Regions from separate parts of the Homo sapiens genome. Here region 1 is linked to region 2. The links are chromatin loops, found by intact Hi-C in ENCODE. Cell type or tissue: CD4-positive, alpha-beta T cell. All regions are shown on one strand. Links, peaks and the distances in the headings refer to the core of each region. The heading gives the core; the rest is flanking DNA.

Evidence for each region. A loop is a pair of places that touch in the nucleus more often than their neighbours do. Peaks named below come from ENCODE experiments on the same cell type or tissue, not always from the same donor. Only the 100,000 strongest peaks of a DNase experiment are listed, where the experiment ranks them.
Region 1: a loop joins it to region 2, with 2.3 times the contacts of the local background. A loop is called at or near these places in 8 of 110 quality-filtered maps.

Annotation. Positions count from the first base shown.
Region 1 is chr1:174,902,535-174,914,252 of GRCh38, forward strand. All of the region lies in intron 19 of RABGAP1L (RAB GTPase activating protein 1 like), which reads left to right. Among named protein-coding and RNA genes, the nearest start is that of RABGAP1L-AS1, 46 kb to the right of the region's middle. In CD4-positive, alpha-beta T cell, for the core only: no CTCF peak of the experiment used is centred there; no DNase peak of the experiment used is centred there.
Region 2 is chr1:174,961,620-174,973,337 of GRCh38, forward strand. RABGAP1L (RAB GTPase activating protein 1 like) reads left to right here. Exons shown (of 26, transcript NM_001366446.1): 21 at 7,658-7,768. Among named protein-coding and RNA genes, the nearest start is that of RABGAP1L-AS1, 13 kb to the left of the region's middle. In CD4-positive, alpha-beta T cell, for the core only: no CTCF peak of the experiment used is centred there; DNase peaks (open chromatin) are centred at 3,092, 3,652, 5,652, 7,302 and 2 weaker places; H3K4me3 peaks cover 5,239 bases; H3K27ac peaks cover 6,274 bases.

The DNA.
Region 1 (11,718 bases), core at 1,546-9,545, 60 kb before region 2:
TTAAAACTCCTGGGTCTCTGCATGTACCTAAGTGGCTACTCTGCCGTGACTCCACATAGCTCTGTGTATCAGACCCAAGGCCCTGTTGGCATGGTCTCATGAGGGGACTCTCCTGATAGGTGAGTTGCAAAGATCTGTGGGAGAAGTGTGGTTTCCCAGGTGGGGTTGCACAATCACTGTTTCCCTTGGCTGGGGGTGGAGTTTCTTTTGGCTCTATGCCACTCCTGGGTGGGCTGTCACTGCCCTGCCTGCCCCACACTACTTTTCTTTGTTCTCTCTGGGTCAGGTGGTTTGCCTAGTCAGTCCCAGTGTAACCACCTGGATATTTCGGTGCTGAATTCACTCTTCCTTTTTCATTCGTCTCCATGAGTGTAATGGACCACAGCTGTTTCTAATCGGCCATCTTGGATTGATCTCTGAAGCTAATCTAAAAGGTGAGGAAACTAAGGTTATGGGAAGTTAAGGAAACTGGCTAAGACATCAGGACTCAGTGACAAAGCTGGGATTTATATTTCAAATTCAGCAGCTGTAATTTTTTTTCCATTGTGTGCATCTTCTAAAATAAATAATCCTGTATATTAGAGATATAGAGGCAACAGACCAATTCTTGTTTCCTGGAGAGTTTGGGAAACTTCCTAGAATTCCAAGACACACAAGTACCATAAGTGTAAATATCCTTCCAAAGCCATTTGCCTTCACCTGGGTGCCTAAAGCTTCAATGCCCAGATATGCCATAGAAATACAGATCATTCTGTAGCTGGAGTTGTCCCATTACAACTCTGGGTTTATGAAATGTGCATCTGGTGAAATACATGAGCCTTTGTCTTCAGATTATGAGTGGAATGTGATAATATAAAGAGAAACTTCTTTTAATACAGATAATGCATTTTTCTTTATCACAGACCTTCCACAAATTCTGCTGTTCTATTTGGGTATTTGACAATGGACTTTGTAATGTATGACAGTGCATATGGGAAAATAAAATGTTCATGTGGGGTATGGGGAAAGAGAATTCTCAGCAAATGAATTGGAATTATAATATAAAGCAGTATAGCATTAGGATTTGAATATAAAATCATATAAAGCCATATAACACTGGATATAGGTGGTTAAGAAGTGGATAAAAAAATTTCATGGCTGAGTGCGGTACTAACGCCTGTAATCCCAGCACTTTGGGAGGCTGAGGCGGGTGGATCACCTGAGGTCGGGAATTTGAGACCAGCCTGACCAACATGGAGAAACATCATCCCTACTAAAAATACAAAATTAGCTGGACATGGTAGCGCATGCTTGTAATCCCAGCTACTTGGGAGGCTGAGGCAGGAGAATCGCTTGAAGCCGTGAGGTGGAGGTTTTGGTGAGCTGAGATCGCGCCATTGCACTCCAGCCTGGGCAACAAGAGCGAAACTCTGTCTCAAAAGAAAAAAAAAAAAAAAAAATTCCTAGGGAGATTTCTGATTTTAAAATGGTGACATGGAAGCAAGCTGCCTCCACTCTCCCCTCCCCCCACAGAAAACCAAAAACAAATATATAGCGCCAAGATTTTTGCTAGCAACAACTCTGAGCAGTCAGTAGGAGAACTGAACTTCCATATCCAAGGTTCTGCTCTCTCCCCCATTCTGCCTGGCAATAAGCTTGAGGAAAATCTTTCCCCAACTTAGAGTTTCTACACTAGAAAAACTGAGATTGAGGCCAGGTGTGGTGGCTCATGCCTATAATCCCTGTACTTTGGTGGCTAAGGTGAGAGGATCACTTGAGCCTGGGGGTTCAAGGTTCCAGTGAACTATGGTTGTACCACTGCACTCCAGCCTGGGTGACTGAACAAGACTATGTCTCTAAAACAAAAAGAGAGATTGAGACCATCAACCATCTTTTCGCACCATACTGGGTTACCTGGCAGGAGACCTGTTCTTGCCTTAACCCACAGGAAGCATCATGACTGCCTAAAGGGAGGAATATTCCCCCAAGGACAGGCAGACAAAGGGGAGAAATGGGACTATCATCCCTAGCTCTGAAAACTCTGCTTTGTAACTAGGCCAAAGGAGATGCCACATAAAAGTGGCTGTTCAGTAGCTCTATTCTATAGGAGGTACATTTCTTTCTTTCTTTTTTTCTTTTCTTTTTTTTTAGGGAGGAGGGGTGTCTTCCTCTGTCACCCAGGCTGGAATGCAGTGGCGTGAACACAGCTCACTGCAGCCTCAACTCCCTGGGTTCAAGCAGTCCTCCTACCTCAGCCTCCTGAGTATTGGGACTACAGGTGGGTGCCACCATGCCCAGCTAATTTTTAAAATTTGTTTGTAGAGACGGGGGTCTCACCATGTTGCCAAGGCTGGTCTCAAACTCCTGGGCACAAGGTATCCTCCTACCTCAGCCTCTCAACTTGCTGGGATGACAGGCATGAGAAGAGAGTGGTATATTTCATAGGTTCCTTGGACAGGAACCTCTAGCCAGCCTTCTCACACTGCTGGGATAATCTCTTTGGGAACTCCCTAGTTTGGGACAGGCAGCACTCCAATCATGCACTAGCGTCAAGGTGAACCTGGGCTTTAAGGTGCCACAAGAGCCAAAAAGGAGGAAGTGACCTAGTAGTAAAGATTTGCTAAGGAACTATATCTAATAAAAAACAAAACAAGCCAGACAGAAAATACTGAAATAAATAACTAATTCTTCAATGCAAATACTAGAATAAATAACTAATCCTTCAGTGCAAAAACCATGACCTTTCCAAAGAGACAGAGCAACAATTCAGTCACTAGCCTTAAGTGATGATTTGTAAGATCTGTGACCTAGCATTCAAAATGGCAATTTTAAGGAAACTCAGTGATCACCATCATAACAAAGAAGAGCAATTCAGAAATTTATCAGAGAAGTTTAGCAAAGATTGAAATAACAAAAAATTAAATGGAAATTTTAGAACTAAAGAATACCTTTCCTGAACAGAAGACTTCATTAAAGGCTCTCAACAGTAGAATGGACTAAACAGAGGAAAAAAAAAATCAGTGAGTTCAAAGACTGTCTGAAAATACACAGAGAAGTCTGGGTGTGGTGGCTCATGCCTGTAATCCCAGCACTTTAGGAGGCCAAGGTGGGTGGATCACTTGAGGTCAGGAGTTCGAGACCAGCGTGGCCAACGTGATGAAACCTCATCTCTACTAAAAATACCAAAATTAGCTGGACATGGTGCCGGGTGCCTGAAATCCCAGCTACTCAGGAGGCTGAGGCAGGAGAATCACTTGACCCCACAAGGTGGAGGTTGTAGTGAGCTGAGATCGCGCCACTGTACTCTAGCCTGGGTAACAGAGTGAGACTCTGTCTAAAAAAAGAAAAAGAAAAAGAAAAAAGAAAATACATGGAGGAGAATAAAGAAAAAGAATGAAAAGGAATAAAGATAGCCTACAATATATAGAAAATTGCCTCAAAAGACCAAATCTTAGAATTACTGGTGTTCAAGAGGGAGCTAAGCAGAACAAGGAAGGGGAAGAAAGCTTATTCATTTCCTTTGAGACAGGATCTCACTCTATCACCCAGGTCGGAGTGCAGTGGCCCCATCTCCACTCACTGCAACCTCTGCCTCCCAGGTTTGAGCCATTCTTCCACCTCAGCCTCCTAAGTAGCTAGGACTGTAGGCATGTGCCAACTCGCCTGGCTAATTTTTTTATTTTTTGGTAGAGACGGGGTTTCACCATGTTAGCCAGGCTGGTCTCGAACTCCTGACTTCAAGTGATCCACCCAATTCAACCTCCCAAAGGGCTGGGAATATAGGTGTGTCCACCATGCCTAGCCTAGAAAGCTTATTCAAAAAATAATAATAGGCTGGGTGCATTGGCTCATGCCTGTAATCCCAGCATTTTGGGAGACCAAGGCAGGCGGATCACATGAGGTCAGGAGTTCGAGACTAGCCTGACCAACAAGGTGAAACCCCATCTCTACTAAAAATACAAAAATTAGCGGGGTGTGGTGGCAGATGCCTATAATCCCAGCTACTGGGGAGGGTGAGGCAGGAAAATTGCTGGAATCTGGGAGGCAGAGGTTGCAGTGAGCTGAGATGGCGCCACTGCACTCTAGCCTGGGTGACAGAATGAGATTCCATCTCAAAAAATAAAAATTAATATAATAATAATAGTAATAGAAAACTTTCCAGGTACAAGAAAGCCTGAGATCACTAAACAGATTCAACCCAAATAAGATATCCCAAGGGATATAGTAAACTCTCAAAGATCAAAGATAAGGAGAGGATTTGAAAAGCAGCAAGAGAAAAGAAGTAAATAACATATGAAAGATCTCCAGTTTGGCTGGCAATAGACTTCTGAATGGAAAACCATATAGGCCATGAGGGGATGAAGTGACATTTTCAAAGTGCTCAAAGAAAAAAAAAAACTTGCATTCAAGAATACTGTACCCAGAAAAACTATCCTTCACATATGAAGGAGATATAAAATCTTTACCAGACAAGTAAAAACTGAATCATTCACCACCACCGGGCTTATCTTACAAGAAATAAAGGGAGCTTTCCCATTTGAAAGAAGAAAGCACTAATGGGTTAAAAAAAAAAAGTTTTCAAGATATAAAACCCACTTGTAAAATTAAGTATACGGATAAACCCAAAATACTCTGTTACTGTCATGTAACAATAGCTACAGCAGCCTGTTAAGAGATAGATAATGAAAAATATATAAAATCAGACAACTGAAAGTCAAAAGGGGGAGGCAGAGTAGAATTTTGTCATGTTTTTTTATTTTGCCTGTTTCTGTTCTTTTATTTGTGATCCAAGATAAGTTGTCTTTTTAATTTTTTTTTAAGATTGGGTCTCATCTGTCACCCAGACTGGACTGCAGTGGCATGATTATGGTTCACTGCAGCCTTGACCTTCTGGGCTCAGGTTATCCTCCCACCTCAGCCTCCCAAGTAGCTGGGACTGCAGGTGTGTGCCACCACACCTGGCTCATTTTTTTGTATTTTTTGTAGAGACATGGTTTTGCCATGTTGCCCAGGCTGGTCACAAACTCCTGGACTCAAATGATCCACCCACCTCGGCCTCCCAAAGTGCTGGGATTACAGACATGAGCCACAACACCTGGCCCCTATGTTGTCATCTTTTAAAAATAATTTGTTATATCTATAAGATGCTTTTTTTTCTCATGATAAGCACAGTGCAAAAAACCTATAATAGATTCACTAAAAATAAAAGCAACAAATTTACTACCTATTAGGTAGGAAGAAAGAAAGGAGTCTCAAAACAACCACAAGACAGGCAACAAGTGGCATTAGTAAATCCTTACTTATCAATAATAACACTGAGTATAAATGGTCTCAGTTCTCCAATTAAAAGCCATACAGTGGCTGAATGGGTAAAGAAACAAGACCCAGCTATATGCTGCCTTCAAGAAACCCATTTCACCTATCAAGACACACATAGACTTAATGTGAAGGGGTTGGGAAAATATATTCTATGCAACTGGAAATGAGCAGGAATAGCTACAATTATATCAGATAAAATAGTACACTAATCAAAGAATGTAAAAAGAGACAAGGTCACTATATAATGATAAAAGGGTCAATTAAGCAAGAGAATATAACAATTGTATATTTTTGCACTCAGCACCAGAGTTCCCAAGTATGTAAAGCAGATGTTAAATCTAAAAGGAGAGGTAAACTGCAATACAGTAATAGTAGGGGATTTTAAGCCCCACTCTCAGTAACAGATGATCCAGACAGAAAATTAGCAAAGAAACAGTAGAGTTAAACTACACACTAAATCTAATAGACCTACCTGACATTTATAGTACATTTCACCCAACTGCTGCAGAATACACATTCTCTTCATCAGCACATGGAATATTCCCCAGAATAGACCATATCTTAGACCACAAAACAAATCTGAACATATTTTTTAAAAAAGAAATCATATCAAGTATCTTTTCCAACCACAATGGAATAAAACTAGAAATCTGTAACATCAAAAATACACAAACACATTAAATAAGTAAGTTAAACAACATATTCTTTTTTTTTTTTTTTTTTTTTTTGAGAGGGAGTCTCACTTTGTTGCCCAGGCTGGAGTACAATGGTGCGATCTTGGCTCACTGCAACCTCTGCCTCCTGGGTTCAAGCAATTCTCCTGCCTCAGCCTCCTGAGTGGCTGGGATTACAGGTGCCCACCACTACACCCGGCTAATTTTTGTATTTTTTGTAGAGATGGGGTTTCACCATGTTGGTCAGGCTGGTCTCAAACTCCCGAACCTCAGGTGATCTGCCCACCTCGGCCTCCCCAAGTGCTGGGATTACAGACGTCAGCCACTGCGCCTGGCCACGAGATATTCTTGAACAACCAATGGGTCAATGAAAGTACTAAAAAGGGGCCGGGCACAGTGGCTCACACCTGTAATCCCAGCACTTTGGGAGGCCGAGGCGGGCAGATCACGAGGTCAGGAGATCGAGACCATCCTGGCTAACATGGTGAAACCCCATCTCTACTAAAAATACAAAAAAAAACCATTAACCAGGTATGGTGGTATGCGCCTGTAGTCCCAGCTAATTGGGAGGCTGAGGCAGGAGAATCTCTTAAACCCAGGAAGCAGAGGTTGCAGTGAGCCAAGATCGCGCCACTCTACTCCAACCTGGGCAACAGAGTGAGACTCTATCTCAAAAAAAAAAAAAAAAAGTACTAAAAAGGAAATTTTTTAAAAGGTTTTTTTTTGTTTGTTTTTGAGAGAAGGTCTTACTCTGTCACCCAGGCTTGAGTGCAGTGTCATGATCTCAGCTCACTGCAAGCTCTACCTCCCAGGCTCAAGTGATCCTCCCACTTCAGCCTCCCAAGTAGCTGGGACTATAGGTATGTGCCACCATACACCTGACTGATTTTTTTAAATATTTGTGGAGATGAAGTATCACTGTGTTGCTCAGGATGGTCTTGAACTGCTGAGCTCAAGCTATCCTCTCACTTTGGCTTCCCAAAATGCTAGGATTATAGGCATGAGCCACTGTGCCCATCCTAAAAATTTTTTGAAACAAATGGAAATGGAATAAAATAAATTAAAACTATGAGAACAATAGAAAAGATCAACAAAGTGAAAGTGGTTTTTATGGAAAGTTAAAATCGAAACTTTAGCTAGACTGAGAAAAAAATAGAGAAGACCCAATAAAATCAGAAACAAAAAAGGAAATATAACAATTGAAACCTCAGAAATACAAAGCATCGTTAGAGACTGTTATGAACAACCTGGAAAACCTAGAAGTGGAGGAATTCCTGAACACATACAACCTACCAAGACTGAACCATAAGAAATAGAAAACTTCAACAAACCAATAACAAGTAGTGAGATCAGCCGGGTGTGGTGGCTCATGCCTGTAATCCCAGCACTTTGGGAGGCTGAGGTGGGCAGATCACGAGGTCAGGAGATCGAAACCATCCTAGCTAACACGGTGAAACCCCGTCTGTACTAAAAATACAAAATATTAGCTGGGCATGGTGGCGGGTGTCTGTAGTCCCAGCTACTTGGGAGGCTGAGGCAGGAGAATGGCGTAAACCTGGGATGCGGAGCTTGCAGTGAGCTGAGATTTCGCGACTGCACTCCAACCTGGGTGACAGAGTGAGAGTCTGTCTCAAAAAAAAACACAAACAAACAAGTAATGAGATCAAAGCTGTAGTTTAAAGTCTCCCATCAAAGAGATGGAGATGCAAGGAGGGCTCAGTATATGCAAATAAATAAGTGTGGTACATCACATGGACAGAACCAATAACAAGAACCATTTGATTATTTCAATAGATGCCAAAAAAGCATTTGGTAAAATTCAGCATCCCTTTATGATAAAGCCCCTCATCAAAATGGAAGTAGAAGAAATGATTATGTACCTTAATAATAATGGAATTATTATACCTCAATAATAAAGACCATAAATGACAAACCCACAGGTAACATTGTACTGACTGGGAAAAGTTGAAGCCTTTCCTCCTAGGACCAGAACAAGACAAGGATGCCCACTTATACCACTTTTTTTCAACGTAACAGTGGAAGTCCTGGCCACAGCAATTAGGCAAAGGAAAGAAATAAAGGACATCCAAATTGGAAAGGAAGAAGTCAAATTAGCCTTGTTTGTAGATGACATGATCTTACTCATAGAAAAACCTAAAGACACCACCACAAAACTGATAGAACTGATAAACAAATTCAGTAAACTTGCAGCATACAAAATCAACATACAAAAATCATAATTGTAAGTCAGAGACGATCTGTGCAAGTATCTGTTTGAGTCCCTGTTTTCAGTTATTTTGGGTATATACCTAGGAGTGGAATTGCTTGCTTAAATCATAATTCTATATTTAACTATTAAGGAACCACCATACTGTTTTCACAGCAGCTCAACCATTTTACATTATCACCAGCAATGCAGAAGGTTCTAATTTCTCCACTCTTCACTAACATATGTTATTTTCCATTTTTTGATTCTAGCCATCCTAGTTTGTGTAAAGTGGCATCTCATTGTGATTCTGATTGCATTTCCTTAATGACTAATTATGTTGAGTATCTTTTCTCGTGCTTATTAGCCATTTGTATATCTTCTTTGGAGAAATATCTATTCAGATTTTTTACCTATTTTTAAATTTTTTTATTTTTATTGTCAAGTAAACTTTTTTATATATTATGGACAGCAAATCCTTATCAGCTATATGACACAGATATTTTCTTCCGTTTTGCAGGTTGTCTTTTCACTTTCAAGAAAGTGTTTTTGTTAAAAAAGTTTTAAACTTGCTTGAAGTCTCACTATTTTTGCTTTTTTTAAAGAAAGCAAACCTTTATGTAATAATGAGTGCAAACGGCTTTGTTGACACTTACAGAAATAATAGCTAAATTTAATGCAAATTTGTGTGAATTGAATAACTTTGTTACATTTTCTAAGCTTTATCTTTCTATGAAATAGGGTCCCATTCACCTATAAAGGATATTTTGGGATTTTTCACTAAAACTTATAAAATCTGAGAATGTGCTTAGGAGACTGGAGATAAATTTTGTGAGCCTATTATCTAGTTAGTAATGACACCATCTTATTAAATTTCAAGGTGTTAAATATAGCCCATTCAAATACTCGTATATGTAATCTAATTATTATTGTTATAGAAGTTAAAGCTCCCTTGCTGAACCTATGATTCTTCTAAGCTGCTGAACATAGAGACACATGACTGAGCAGTAGGAGGTGCTTATTGCTTCCAGAGTTGCACTATGCTTGCCTTGATGGCGTAGAATGGCCATAAAGATGACTGTGGAAACAGTGATTTCTAAACTCTTCTCAGAGTTTTGGATATGCTCCATATCCAAATGAAACAGATGACTGTGTTCTGTTCTGTAGATTTTACTACTTTTCTCTGCCAGTAGCCTCTCACATTTGTCACGCAATAGGAACCAAGCAAGAGAATCTGGACAGATCAGCTCACATCTATTGCCCTGTTAAAGTAACTCAAAGATATGCCCAAAGAATTGGATACTTGTTTCATCATTGGATAAGCTGGAACTGTCTATAAGTGGCTAGGATGTATCATGCCTTATCACAAGAAATAGCAGAAAAAAAATATATAGTCTTTGATTTCATTAAATTCCTTTGTTTGTTTGTTTGTTTGTTTATTTTTGGACACAGGGTCTCTCTCTGTCACCCAGGCTGGAGTGCAGTGGTGGTGCTAACATATCTCACTGCAGCCTTGAACTCTTGGCTGAAGCAATCCTCCTGCCTCAGCCTTCTGAGTAGCTGGGACTACCAGTGCATGCCACCATGCCCAGCTAACTTTTTCATTTTTTTGTAGAAATGGGGCCTCACTTTGTTGCTCAGGCTGTTCTTGAACTCCTGGCCTCATGTGATCCTCTCACCTTGGCCTCCTAAAGTGCTGGGATTGCAGGCCAGATGAGCCACTGCACCCAGCCAATTTCACAAAGTTTCAGTATTCTCAGAAAAGAACATACTCATATCTAGAAATGTCTTATGACTTAAAAAGCAAAGTATAACCATGTGCATATTAATAGGGCACAAAGTGAATCTGGTAGAGTGCCAGCTGTGTCTAATCTGATAAGTTTATTTCATATGGAAAATGTGTGTCAATCTTAGATGAGGCTAATTTGTTGAAAATAACTGAATTCTGGTCTCTTTTAGATTGTCAGAAAGGGATTCATTTAACAGTAAAATTTAATCCAGATATATGTAGTCATATGTTTTTAAACTTTTTAAACCCTGAAAATTATTGAAATATGTGCCATTTTAATAGTATCAGCTTCTGATTGCTTTTATTCCATCATCATGTGATATACTCCTCATTAAGCAGCACCAGTAACCAGAGTTTAATTATTGTGTAGCACTGTGTGAAAGCTTTTGTCTCTTTATCATATATGGCACAGACAGTACTCTTGGTTGTAAGTAGGGATATCCAGCATAGTTTACTGTCTACATGCTTATTTCTTTAGCTTTTTTTTTTTTTGAGATGAAGTCTCACTCTGTCGCCCAGGTTAGAGTGCAATGGCACAATCTCAGCTCACTGCAGCCTCCGCCTCCAAGGTTCAAGCAATTCTTCCACCTCTGCCTCCCGAGTAGCTGGGATTACAAGTGTATGCCACCACGCCTGGCTAATTTTTGTATTTTTAGTAGAGACAGGGTTTCACCACATTGGCCAGACTGGTCTCGAACTCCTGACCTCAAGTGATCTGCCCACCTTGGCCTCCCAAAGTGCTAGGATTACAGGTGTGAGCCACTGCGCCCGACCTCTACATGCTTATTTCTAAGAGCTATATAATAAAACAATATAACTATACAGATTTTGATGGTTTCCTCCAGAGCCTTTGCCTTGCTTATCATTGCTGTGTGAGAAGGGTAGCAGCACTAAACCTTGTGTTTCTAGAGATAGAAGTTTGTCCCTGTGTACTGTCGATTAGGACAGGCAGTTTTTCTTGTCTTGCCTGAAGAAAAACGTAACTTTTTTGAGATACAATCTTTCTGATAAGGTAAATATGTTTAGCAAAGCCTTATTTTGTGGAAATTTTCCAAGGCTTGACCCTGTAACTTCTATAGTAGAGAAAAGGGCAGTGCTTTCAAACTTTTAGCTCTTCTCCTGGTTGGTTGCCTGCCATGGTCGTATTTTAAATTGAGTAGCAAGTAAATAAATACTTAGCTTCTCTCTATAAATGAGCTGTCTGCAAAGGGTTTCTTTGTACTATATGACTGTTGTAAAGTTTCAATGGAGTAATTATAGGAAAAGAAAAAGAACAGATTTTTACTTAGTGCTGTGTTAATGCCAGTGTTTGTATGCAATAAAAATGACTGGCCACTCATTGTTTCAGAAAATAGATCTTAACACTCAAAAGAAACAAATTCTAAAACTTTAATAACTTTGAGGAACACTCTTTAAATACCTAGACTTTAGATACATACTATTGTCCAGGATAGATTTCCCAGCATATTTATCTACAACAGATCTTAAATATTGAAAACTAACAGAAGTTGTTGCATAAATTTTTCTGCAATTAGATAAGAACATTTTTATGGCTGGTCTGCAAACAGTCCGTAAAGATAGTTGCTGCCTATCATACTTAGAGTTAAGGGATGAACTCCATTCTTTATTTTCTAAACTGTGATTGCATTATCCTAAAATCCAGTGGTTTTTCTCACATACAGTCTAGGATTGAGAGGTCCAAGGCCAGTAGGGTGCCTCTGCCTCCTCTCAAGCTGCTTCCATTGATGGGT
Region 2 (11,718 bases), core at 2,379-10,378:
GGATCACTTGAGGTCAGGAGTTCCAGACCAGCCTGGCCAACATGGTGAAATGCTGCTTCTACTAAAAAATATAAAAATTAGCTGGGTGTGCTGGCAAGCACCTGTAGTCCCAGCTACTCGAGAGGCTGAGGCATGAGAATCGCTTGAGCCTGGGAGGGGGAGGTTGCAGTGAGCCAAGATCATGCCACTGCACTCCAGCGTGGGCAATAGAGCCAGACTCTGTCTCAAAAAAAAAAAAAAAAAAAAAAAAGAAACGACCAGGTGCAGCAGCTCACGCCTGTAATCCCAGCACTTTGGGAGGCAGAGGTGGGCAGATCACAAGGTCAGGAGAATCGAGACCATCCTGGCTAACATGGTGAAACCCCATCTCTACTAAAAAATAAATAAATAAAAATATAAAAAAAAATTAGCCAGGCGTGGTGGTGGGCACCTGTAGTCCCAGCTACTTGGGAGGCTGAGGCAGGAGAATGGTGTGAACCCAAGAGGCGGAGTTTACAGTGAGCCAGGATCACGCCACTGCGCTCCAGCCTGGGCGACAGAGTGAGACTCCGTCTCAAAAAATAAAAATAAAAATACACCCCCCCCCCACACACACACACAGCTAGTTAATTAAATTCAGTGAATCTCCCAAAGCATAATAAAGGTTACCTGTTCTAGATGGGAAAATACTAAAAGAATCTGGAATGCTTAAACTCTCTTGGGTTTGGGACACAGACATTATTATAAATACATAATTTCTAATTGAAGTGTCTTATCCATGTTCAGTACAATTAAATTTAGAATGTTTAACCTCATTCTTGAGATTAAACAAAGTAATTTTTAAAATCAAAATGTAATTTAAACAAAGAAAATGATTCCTCTATGTTTCCACAGAGTTTTTTCTTGCACATACTGGTTTTTGTAGAGCAATTGCTCCTACATGTAATTTCAAATTAAGCTATTATGCATAGTAAAAATAATACAAATGAAATATTTGAAATAAAGCTTAATTGTACTTTTTTGCCATCCTTAAATATCTAATGCAATAGTTTAGAGTAATTTTCACATTTCTTTTAAACTTGACAAATAAAAGTTTAAATTAGTATACATTTCTTACCTATAAAAAAGAGGGAGTAGACTTTTTAAAAAAACTGTTGGACCCTTTCTTACTCAGGGGAGTCAAGATAAGTGAATCCATCTTTGAAAAATGTTTTTCTGGCTGGGTGTGGTGGCTCACACCTGTAATCCCAGCACTTTGGGAGGCCAAGGCAGGTGGATCACTTGAGGTCAGGAGTTCAAGACCAACCTGGCCAACATGGTAAAACCCTGTCTCTACTAAAAATACAAAAATTAGCTGGGTGTGGTGGCACATAACCTGTAGTCCCAGCTACTCAGTAGGCTGAGGCAGGAGAACCTCTTGAACCTGGGAGGCAGAGGTTGCAGTGGGCAGAGATCGTGCCACTGGACTCCTGCCTGGGTGACAGAGCAAGACTCCGTCTCAAAAAAAAAAAAAATTTTTTTTCTGCCATAGCAAATAAACTTACATTTTATTATTTTTTCATATCCCAAAAACTGTGTTGGCTTTTGGAAATAGTATGTTATGAAATAATGTGCTTTTAAGGAATAGTAATAGACACAAGGATGGTTTATATATGCCTATGATAACTTAATGATAAACTTCAGAAGTCTTCCACTTTCTCTTTGAGCTTGGATAATCCAGAGAGTTCATTGTTATAGGATGGTGAAGATGCAAAACTAAATCCTTTTGGCTTCTCAAGCAATATAGCTAATAAGGAGTGGGCGATTTCTAACAATGCTGGTCTGCTAGAGTCCCTTATACTTAACCCTTGGGGGAAGAATATGCTTTAGGAACACTAAGAATTTCTAGTATGTTTACTGGTGATCTTCAGAGTTTTCAAGAAACTTTCATTAATTTTTAGAAAGTTTTCTTTTCTGTTTAAGTATTACTGAGAAAATTACCTGACACTAATATGTTTCTATATCATCTAGAATGCATCTGCTTTTTGAAAATTTGATTTGTGTACTAGAGTAGAGCAAGGATCTGCAGACTGTGGTTTATAGGCCAAATCTGGCTCACTGCCAGTTTTTGTAAACCAAGTTTTATTGGAACACAACCACACCTGTTTATTTATTTATAGTGTATGGCTGGTTTTGTATGACATTTGTAGAGTTGAGAAATTTCAACATAGACCATGCGACCTGCAAAGCCTAATATAGTTACTTTCTGGCAATTTACACTAGAAGTTTGCTGACCCCTGTGCAAGAGTATAACCTAAGATAGTTTTTTAAGCGCTGAAAGAAATGCAGTCTGTTTGGCCAGCTGTCATTTATCACTGACAAGATTTTGTTTTTAGTTTGACATTTAAAAATTTGAAATTTTCCACTACAAAGATAAAATTGGATGTGATGAGTAAAGGAGGGAAGCACAAAACCTTCAAATATCCATATTTTCTTTCTCAGATCTTCATTATGGACAACATAGATATTTAAACATTTTATCTGTAGGCATTTGAAAACTTGAATATGATAGCTGTCAACTCTTTTAAAAGAGGTATCCAAAAGAAAATATGTGAGAGTTGAGTGTGTTGTTGCTAATAAATTTGCACTGAGTCTTTTAGGAAAACATTTTCTCCTGACCCTTAAAAGTCTTTAAAAGCATGTGCCAAGAATTCATCATAGCAGCAGACAACACCCAAAATATTGAGCTAGGGTTTATAAAGCCGCCTCCCTCCTCGTCATTTTTTCCTTTAAAGCTTAGTTTCTTTACTTTTAATTAACAGTTCACATTTCTCTGGTTTCTCATCTTGAAATAAATGACGTTCACAATCCCTTGAACCGCTTCACCCAGACTTCAGCCCCCAGGTACACATGAGATCCAGGATCCATTTTTCTTTTGCATTGCCCTGCCCAGCAATTTCATTCTTTTGTCTGAAGATGAACTATTTTGCAAGATTTCTGACCTTGTCATATAAGGAAGTTCCTTCCACCCAGCTTTAACAACACAGTATCAACACCTCACACCGTAGTTCCTTAATAGTCCCACATACAGCATTTTAGTCATTCATGCAAACTGTAAACAGCAATGTGGAGAGGGAGGAGTTTGAAGATATGAGTCTTCCTGAGTTGAGACTTGCCCACTGGCTACCTCAAGTATCTTTGTTCCATTGAATGTTTGCGGTCACAGAGAGAACTTAGAGTTATATGACACTCAAAGGAAAAGCAAAAGAGCATTAAGAAGTGTCTGTTTTTGTTATTGCCATTTCATAAATATTTTAGTAGGTGTTCAATTTCATTGGATATTCTTTTTTTTTAATTGTCTTTGTACCTATGATTGAAAACAGTAGTTGGTCTATGACTTTTGAGGAGGTAAGTTTTTTTTTTAATCTATGTATGTCTGTAACATCAGTGTCTGTCTCTTTGAAAAATGCAGTATCCTCCTCCCAAAAGTTACTAACCAAACTTTCCCAGCTGTACATCTCCTATCCATAAGGGGTGAAACTATGAGGACAGTTGTTATCTGCTTTTTGTTCAAACGGTGTCAGTTGTGTGAGATGGGGAGTATATGTTTCAGACAGTGTGATGTGAGTTTTAAGAGTTATGTAAGCAGTGTCTCCTGTAATCTTTTCTGAAAGGCAAGAGGGAGCCAGTTTGCCTGTTTTGTTTACAGGCTTTGAGCATTTAGCACATCTGCTTGTGCAAACTTACAGCATGTGAATTTCTCTGGGCTGACTGAGGTTATTGGGGCTGACTTTAAGTCTGTCTTCCATGGGCAACCCTTGTCAACATTTCAAAATGAACCAAGCAGGGTTACTGCCTTTTCCAAGACCATCAAAACCAAACTCTCTTCTCCATTCTAGTATACAGGCAAACTTTTTCTAGAATTGGTCAGTATTGAAAACAGTTTTGGCTCCTTGAGAAGAACTGTAAAAGACAGCCACGTTAATATAAGCTCTGTTTAGCCCTCAGTAGGTAAGTGTGGGCAAGTTCTTTGTAGAAAATCTCCATCTCAGTAGCAGGGTCTCACTGTAGTGCTCAGTAGCACTCACCCTGGGTTCATACTTTGGAGGATGATACTGCATTTTTGGCCCCGTAGCTTGCTTTCCCACTTGTCTGTGAGTGCAGAGCAGGAGTCTGACACTTCCCACTGTGCTGCTTGCTTTGCAGACACTAAATTGAAGCTTCTTGCTAAAGCAAAAGCCAGTAGGCGTGCCCTCTAGGCTATTTTGCTTTGCAGGGACTCTGAGACACTCAGTTTCTCCCAAATCTTTTCCCACCCTTGCCCTTGCCCCTTTAGCTGTGTGTCTGTAAGGAAGGGTTTCAGTTGCAACAGTCATTGTAATGAGAAGTTACTAGTCAGAATTTCAGCTGAACTCACACCTCTTTCTTATATAACAGATAATCCATCAGACATTTATCTCTAATCAACAGTGAAGTAGCTACCTGGTATGATTTCTAAATACTTGAACAAAGTACTTTTCCATGAACATCCTATGACTTTACTTGGAGGTTACTTTAACTCAATTCTAAGCATGTAATTGTAACCTGAAAAACTGGTAGTGGCAACATTTTCACTTGTGCCAAATGAATGTAATGTACATAATAGTCGAGGGAGCTTTTTGTACTTTGGGGTTATACAAGTACAATTTCAATAGCAATAGGATACTTAACTCAGGAATACCTATTGAAGTAGTCTTATCTTAGTTTCTTGAAGATATTTATCAAGAAATGAGAAAAATCTCTTCCCTGGCTAAGCAGCCTGCATTGTGAAATATGTCATGTTGAAATTGTGCTGGTATTGTTACTCTTTCCTGGCTGGGAGGAAATTTATTGAAAAAGCTTCTCAAATCTTTTTTTTTAATCTAAGTTTCCTATATGTTTTTTTTCCATGAAAAGGAGTAATAGATATATCAGAAATAAAGGCTAACTCTCCAGCCCCTGCTAGAAATTGTGTTGCTTAGGCAAAGATTCAAAGATTTCATTGTAGAAGCTCTGGCTTTTTAGAAATTTGTTTTTTAGTCTCCACATTTATTATGCTTCTGTGGGAGGGTGTAACTTCTGTAGATTGAGGGGAACAGACAGAATCTGATGAGTACAAGTTGCCTCTACAAGAGCATTCACAGTCTTCTCAGGAACATCTAGGGAAAGAGTTCCTCACAAGGCACCACTTCTGAGGGGTTACATTATATCTTGGTCAAAAAGGAGGATCCAATATGGTTTTGTGTAGAATATGACCTTCTAACAGAAGTGGACTTAAATTTTTTTTTCTCATTTTGGCATCTTATCCCTTCCAATGGAATTAAAATTCTGAATTCCTTTTTTTCTTAATAAAACTATTTTTTAAATCCTATTACAAATATATATTCATTGTAGAAAACTTGAAAACATTTTTAAAAGAACAAGGACAACAATAAAGAAAATTCACTACCTACAGTTAATATTGGTTGTTTATATTGTTACAATGAGATTCTCCAATTATTTATTGGGGTTTTTTTCCCCCCTACAAGGAAGGCAGCGTAAGCATTTCCTGTTATTATATTTTCTTTCTTTCTTTTTTTTTTTTTTGACACAGGTTCTCACTCTGTCACCCAGGCTAGAGTGCAGTGGCATGATCATAGTTCACTGCAGCCTTGACTTCCTGGGTTCAAGTGATTCTCCAACCTCAGCCTCCCCAGTAGCTGGGATCATGTGTGCACACCACACCACCCAGCTAATTTTTTTTTTTTTTTTTTTTTGAGATGGAGTCTCACTAACTCTGTCACCTAGGCTGAAGTGCAGTGGTGCAATTCTGGCTCACTGCAAGCTCTGCCTTTCAGGTTCAAGCAATTCTCCTGCCTCAGCCTCCCGAGTAGCTGAGATTACAGGTGTGTATCACCACACCCATCTAATTTTTGTGTTTTGTTTTAGTGGAGATGAGGTTTCACCATGTTGGCCAGGCTGGTCTTGAACTGACCTCAAGTGGTCCACCCACCTCAGCCACCCAAAGTGCTGGGATTACAGACATGAGCCACTGTGCCCAGCTGTACCCAGCTAATTTTTAAAAATTTTTTTGTAGAGATGGGGTATTGCCATGTTGCTGAGGCTGGTCTTGAATTCCTGGGCTCAAGCAATCCTCCGGTCTCAGGCTCCCAAAGTATTGAGATTACAGTCATGAGCCACTGCACCCAGCCTTCTCCAGTATTTTAACACTGAGTAGAATTCTATTGTGAATTTATTTAAAGTATTAAAGTGATTTGGGATTGTTTTTATCTTTTTTAGTCGATATGTTTTTCAATAATGTTTTAACATTCTCCAACTATTCTTATTTTTTTCCAAAAAAAAAAAAAAAGACAGAAATGGGCCCTGGTGGCTGGTATAATCAAGGTGCGGTTTTGTCCTTTAACTTCTCTGACAGCCTTCCCTGTTTATGGATCCTCTGCCTCTGTGAAAGCCTCAGACTTTGCCCTTACCATGTGTTTCTTAGCCCTTGTTTTAAAAAACAGGAAAAAGAAAGAAATTGTCTTCTCTTTCAATATAACAAACACCAGGTTGTTATATAGAAGATACAATTAACTTCACATTACCTGGTATGCTATGATAAACTATCTTCCAAAACATATATTTGTCTTCTAGTTTTTTGTCACTGCTTTGTCTGAGTTTTTGCCACCTTTGCAGAAAACACTGTTAGACGTGTAAATCTGAAAAACAGGAAGGTCTCATGACATTAGTCTTTCCTGTCAGCTCTCTTTTGAATCTCCTATAACTGTTAACAGTAGCAAAGAAAGCAATTTTGATACTTTGGAATGGAAGACATGAAATAGCTATTCTGAAAATAGTTGTGAACATACCAAGTTCATAGTGTTTAGTTAAGGAAAGGCCTTGCTTCATAAGAATTAGTGACTTGGTTTTTTTTTTTTCTTTCTTTTTGTTTGTTTGTTTGTTTCGTTTTTTTGTTTGTTTTTTTATCATGTAACTTTGTTTCAGATTTTTCAAGGTTGGGAGCAGAAATCCTCAGTAATTTATTTTACCCAGAATGTTTTAATCTGAAATTTTTTAAAAAACAAAAAAACTAGATATCTTATGACTGTTGCTCTCACACAAAAATAGGTGTTCAGAAAAGTAAATATATTCTTACTCAAAGAATAAAAATGTCAGCTGTTAGCAAAGTCATGAACCCATGTGTCATGATTCTTGATTTAGAGCTCTTAAATATACTCAATATGAACCCTGTCTTAGAAAAACAATTTGAAGAAATGTCTGGTGGTTTTCCCCTGTTTCATTCCTACTGTGTCTTGTGGTTTCTCTTGAGGTCAAGGGTGAGACTACCGTGCATGTTTCAAATAAAGAATTGTTTGTGTCTGTGTTCTAGATCTATGTAAAAACCTCACAGGATTGGGGGGGATATGCTCAGAAAGTTTGTTCTTTGTGGCACATTTTTTATAATGAAGTTCCATCTTGAGAGTTTAAGGGACCAGTTTCACCGGGTAGAGAACCGCATCTGCATTGCTAGCTAAACTCACTGTTGTTTCCCAGACAGCAATCCTGCCTTCCTGTGCCACTTGCGCCTTCTCCTTTTTACACCTTTGAAAGTTCACTTTGTTGCTTGTTTTTCCTCACCAGTTCTGTTCGTTTCTGTATGTCCAGACACTAATGCCCACCTCTGGCTATTGTTCTTCTGCAGAGGGAGAACCGAAGATTACAGGAGGCCAGCATGAGGTTGGAACAAGAGAATGATGACCTTGCCCATGAACTAGTAACAAGCAAAATTGCTCTACGGAATGACTTGGATCAGGTAATCCTTAGAAATGAGACTGTGATGACTTCCTCAGGGCAAAGACCGATTTGCCCTCATCACCGCCCCCACAAACTTGCTTTGTTCTTGACTTTGTTCTTGAGGAATGGACAAGTGGCAGGGACAGTCTGTTAATTGGAGACCATGGAAAACATAAGCCTTTGAGAAAGGTTTGGGTCATTTCTAAATAGCATGTGTGACATACTTTCTTTATACCTCTAAACTCTGTTATGTCTTTGTTGATACCTTTCCTGAACCAATGGCTGTCAGCATAATTATCTGAGAACATCAGTCACCAAGAATATGCCTGTACTAATGCCACTCTAACAGTAGATGCCTTACTTTTTGTTCCAGTAAGAATTATTCTCCATAATAAATGTGAACTTTTACATGAAGTACCTACATTAAGAGTTGGATTGTTAGATTGATAGGCATCTGAGTGGCTGAGAGCCAGACTGCCTGATTGTGAATGCTGGCACCACCACTGTGAACCATATGACCCTGGACAGTTCTTAAGCTGTCTATAGGTATAAAAAGGTGTCTATCTCATAGAGATGATATAACAATTAAATAAGTAAAACACTTCGATAGTATGTGTTCATTAAATGTTAGATGTAGCTGAGAGAGCTGGCACTAAAGGGAATTCAAAAACAAAAACAAAAACTGTGTTGTTTGGGACACAGGATATGGAAGGTAGAAAAAGCTGCCCAGAGAATGGTTTTTTAAAAAGTTGTGGCCCTGTTAACCACAAACCTCATTCAGCCCACCCATTTGGAAGCTGTGAGAAGTGGTATGAGAAATATGTGACTAGGAGAGTCAGAACCAAAGAAGGTAGCCGGATCTCCATTCAATCAGGGTCAATTCAGCCTTACCTCAGTGGTCATATTTTTGTATTCATGAGACTGTTGAGATAAGTCAGTGCTATAATGAAAGTCTTGGTTCTATGTTAACTTTCCAAATGGTCTTGATTCACACTTGATTCTGCCATTTTGAATCTTTTATCCATTAATAATTTTCTTATGATGGCTGACTAAATGAAACAATTTTTAAACAGTTGGATTCAGTGGGGATGCAGTGAAATGAGCTAAGGAGAGTTTCAAAGTTGTTTGGCAAATGTAGTTGGTAATATGTGTTAAGACGTTAAAAGGTTTAAGCAATAATAAAATTAAATTTTACTATGTACCCACTATGTGCCAAGCACTAAATAAAGCAATTTATAAACATCATCTCATTTAATCTCCCTAATGACTCCAGGAAGCAGTTATTATTTTAATCCTCCATTTCATGAATGAGGAAACTATATAGATGAGGAAACTAGAGATCCTCTGACTTGTAAAGCTATCCTAAAAAAAAAAGATCTGTTTAAAAAAAATGTATATACAAGGTTGTTTACTGCAGTGTTACTTATAAGAATGAAAAATAGAAATATTATTTTATCTATGTTCACTAGTAGGGGAGAATGACAGTTTGACTGTAAAATGTCTTTCTGGAATAATTTTTGTTAATGGGAAAATAATGATAAAGTATTTTTTTAAAAAATACTTTTTTTTTTCTGTAAACAGTAAACATTTATAATGTTTGCATCTAAATTTCAAGGGCTACTGGCTGGCATTGGGTCATCCTATAGGGAAGGGGACCATAGTATACCTAGATAGGGAAGAAGCCCACAAGGAAATACATCAAAATGTTACTGCTAGGTATCTCTGGGTGATAAGATTAAATATAATTTTTATATTCATCTTTATAGTTTTTTCCCATTTAGAATTTATAGAAAGACCCTAAATTACTTAACCACCATAGGTTAACTAAAAATGAGCATTGGAACTTTTAAAAATCAGAAAAATAATGAACATTATAATATGCATATTATATATGAATATAATACTAAATAATATATATAACTTTAATAATCAGAAAAAAATTATTATCTTAAAAATCATTTCTTCACCAAGAGAACCCTTTATGTGAGTCAGTCTGGAGTGACTGCCATTATAGGTATTCCTGAAGTAATTGATTATTGAGTACCAGGGTAGCTCATGATGTGAGTGCTAGAACAGCCCCTGAAGAAAAGGTTCCATCAGACCTTCATTCTTCCTCTGCCTTCTCTCTTCCCTCCTTGACTCTCTTTCCCTCTCTTTTAAGAAAAGTAAATATGACCTGGACCCTCCCTTTGGGAGCTTTTTATCTAGATGAAAGAATCTAGATGAAAGAATAAAAACTGCTGTTTCATGCATATTTCCTCCTAACTTCTGATTTTGCAGTTTCCTCCTCATTGGGGTTTATTTGCTTACCAAAAAGCTGTCCCTGCAGTTGAAGTGACCTGCCCCACCAGTCTTCTAGGAAGGGCCCTAGCCTGAGAGTGAAAAGTACTGGCTTTGCAGGCCTTCACCTAGTTTGCCCAGTACTTTCCCATTCCCAGTTCATGAAAATCAGATCTCTTAATTAAAATAGCAAAACACTGGCAAACTTTAAACAAATATAAAAGTAGATTGTATTTAAGACAATATGTAAGCAAACAAACACTAATTAGGAAATTAGGTTCTTTGCAAAAATAAATCATTTCTTACTCTGACCATTTTAGTGCTAATTTCAGGCTTCCTGGGCACCAAAGGCTCTTCAGCTTTTCCCTCTGGCAGAGCCTTCCTCTCTTGAGAACTCGCCCTCTCTCGGATTCCTTAAATAAAGATTTCTCAGTGATTAGAAGTGAAAAAAAGGTGCAACATCTCCATTTCAGTTTCTGTTTGCTATCTGCTTTCAGGCCTTTCCTGTCCTTCCCTATTTGCAAGGAACAAAAGAGAAGAGACATGATTAGTACTGTCCTGCTGAGGACCAGGGGTCTAGGTTCCCTCTCACCATAGCAAGTTCTGTTAGACCAGAAGCTACATGGACTAAGTGGAAAATTATTTTGTTTTATTTTAAGTTGAACAACTGGCCTGGTTAGTTCTTTCAGAAATCATTTATCAGAGATCCTCATTTCTGATATTAGGGCTGAGTCTTTTCTGAGGTTATTGGTTGATTCATGATTAAATCACACATTGCAATGCTTGTTTCTCTCATACATATATAGCAGAAGCCTTAGATTGCAATTAGAACTTTCAGTATCAATGAGACATTATAAGATATTGTTAAGTATTTAGACTTGATAATGACAGTGTTTCAATCTTATCAAATTATGGTGAAGGCTGTCTGGTGCAGTGGCTCACGCCTGTAATCCTAGCACTTTGGGAGGCCGAGGCAGGTGGATTGCCTGAGCTTAGGAGTTCGAGACCAGCCTGGGGAACACGGTGAAACCGAGTCTCTATTAAAAATACAAAAAATTAGCCAGGTGTGGCGGCATGCGCCCGTAATCCCAGCTACTAGGGAGGCTGAGACAGGAGAATCTCTTGAACCTGGGAGGTGGAGGTTGCAGTGAGCCAAGATCGCACCATTGTACTCCAGCCTGGGTGACAGAGCGAGACTCTGTCTCAAAAAAAAAAAAAAAAAAAAAAAAATTATGGTGAAGGCTTTATAATTTGGGCTCAAAGGTAGAATTTGAAAGGCTTTATAATTTGGGCTCAAAGGTAGAATTTGTGTTTAGCATTTCATTCATTAACATTAAAATTAATTCCTACTTAAGTGAGGTATAGTGGTTGGCTGTACAAAAATTCAAAAGACCACTGTTAGAGGGATACTCAAGTTATTTCAGATCTGGCCCTACTTTGATGAACAGAACAATTGCTCCTACTTTTCTGTTTAACATAAGAGGAGAAACTGTGAATTAAGCTTCCTGGAAAACTGGACTCTTCCCTATAGGACCCACAACAATTGCTGCAGATGTTGTATATGGTAACAGTAGAAATAAGTGAAGTTGCCTTAATCTTGACCTAATGAAGACTGTTCAGCAGAAAATGTGCAAATAAAAATAATAGGTCTTCTTAGCATAAACATTTAGGTGTTTTTGAAAAAAATTC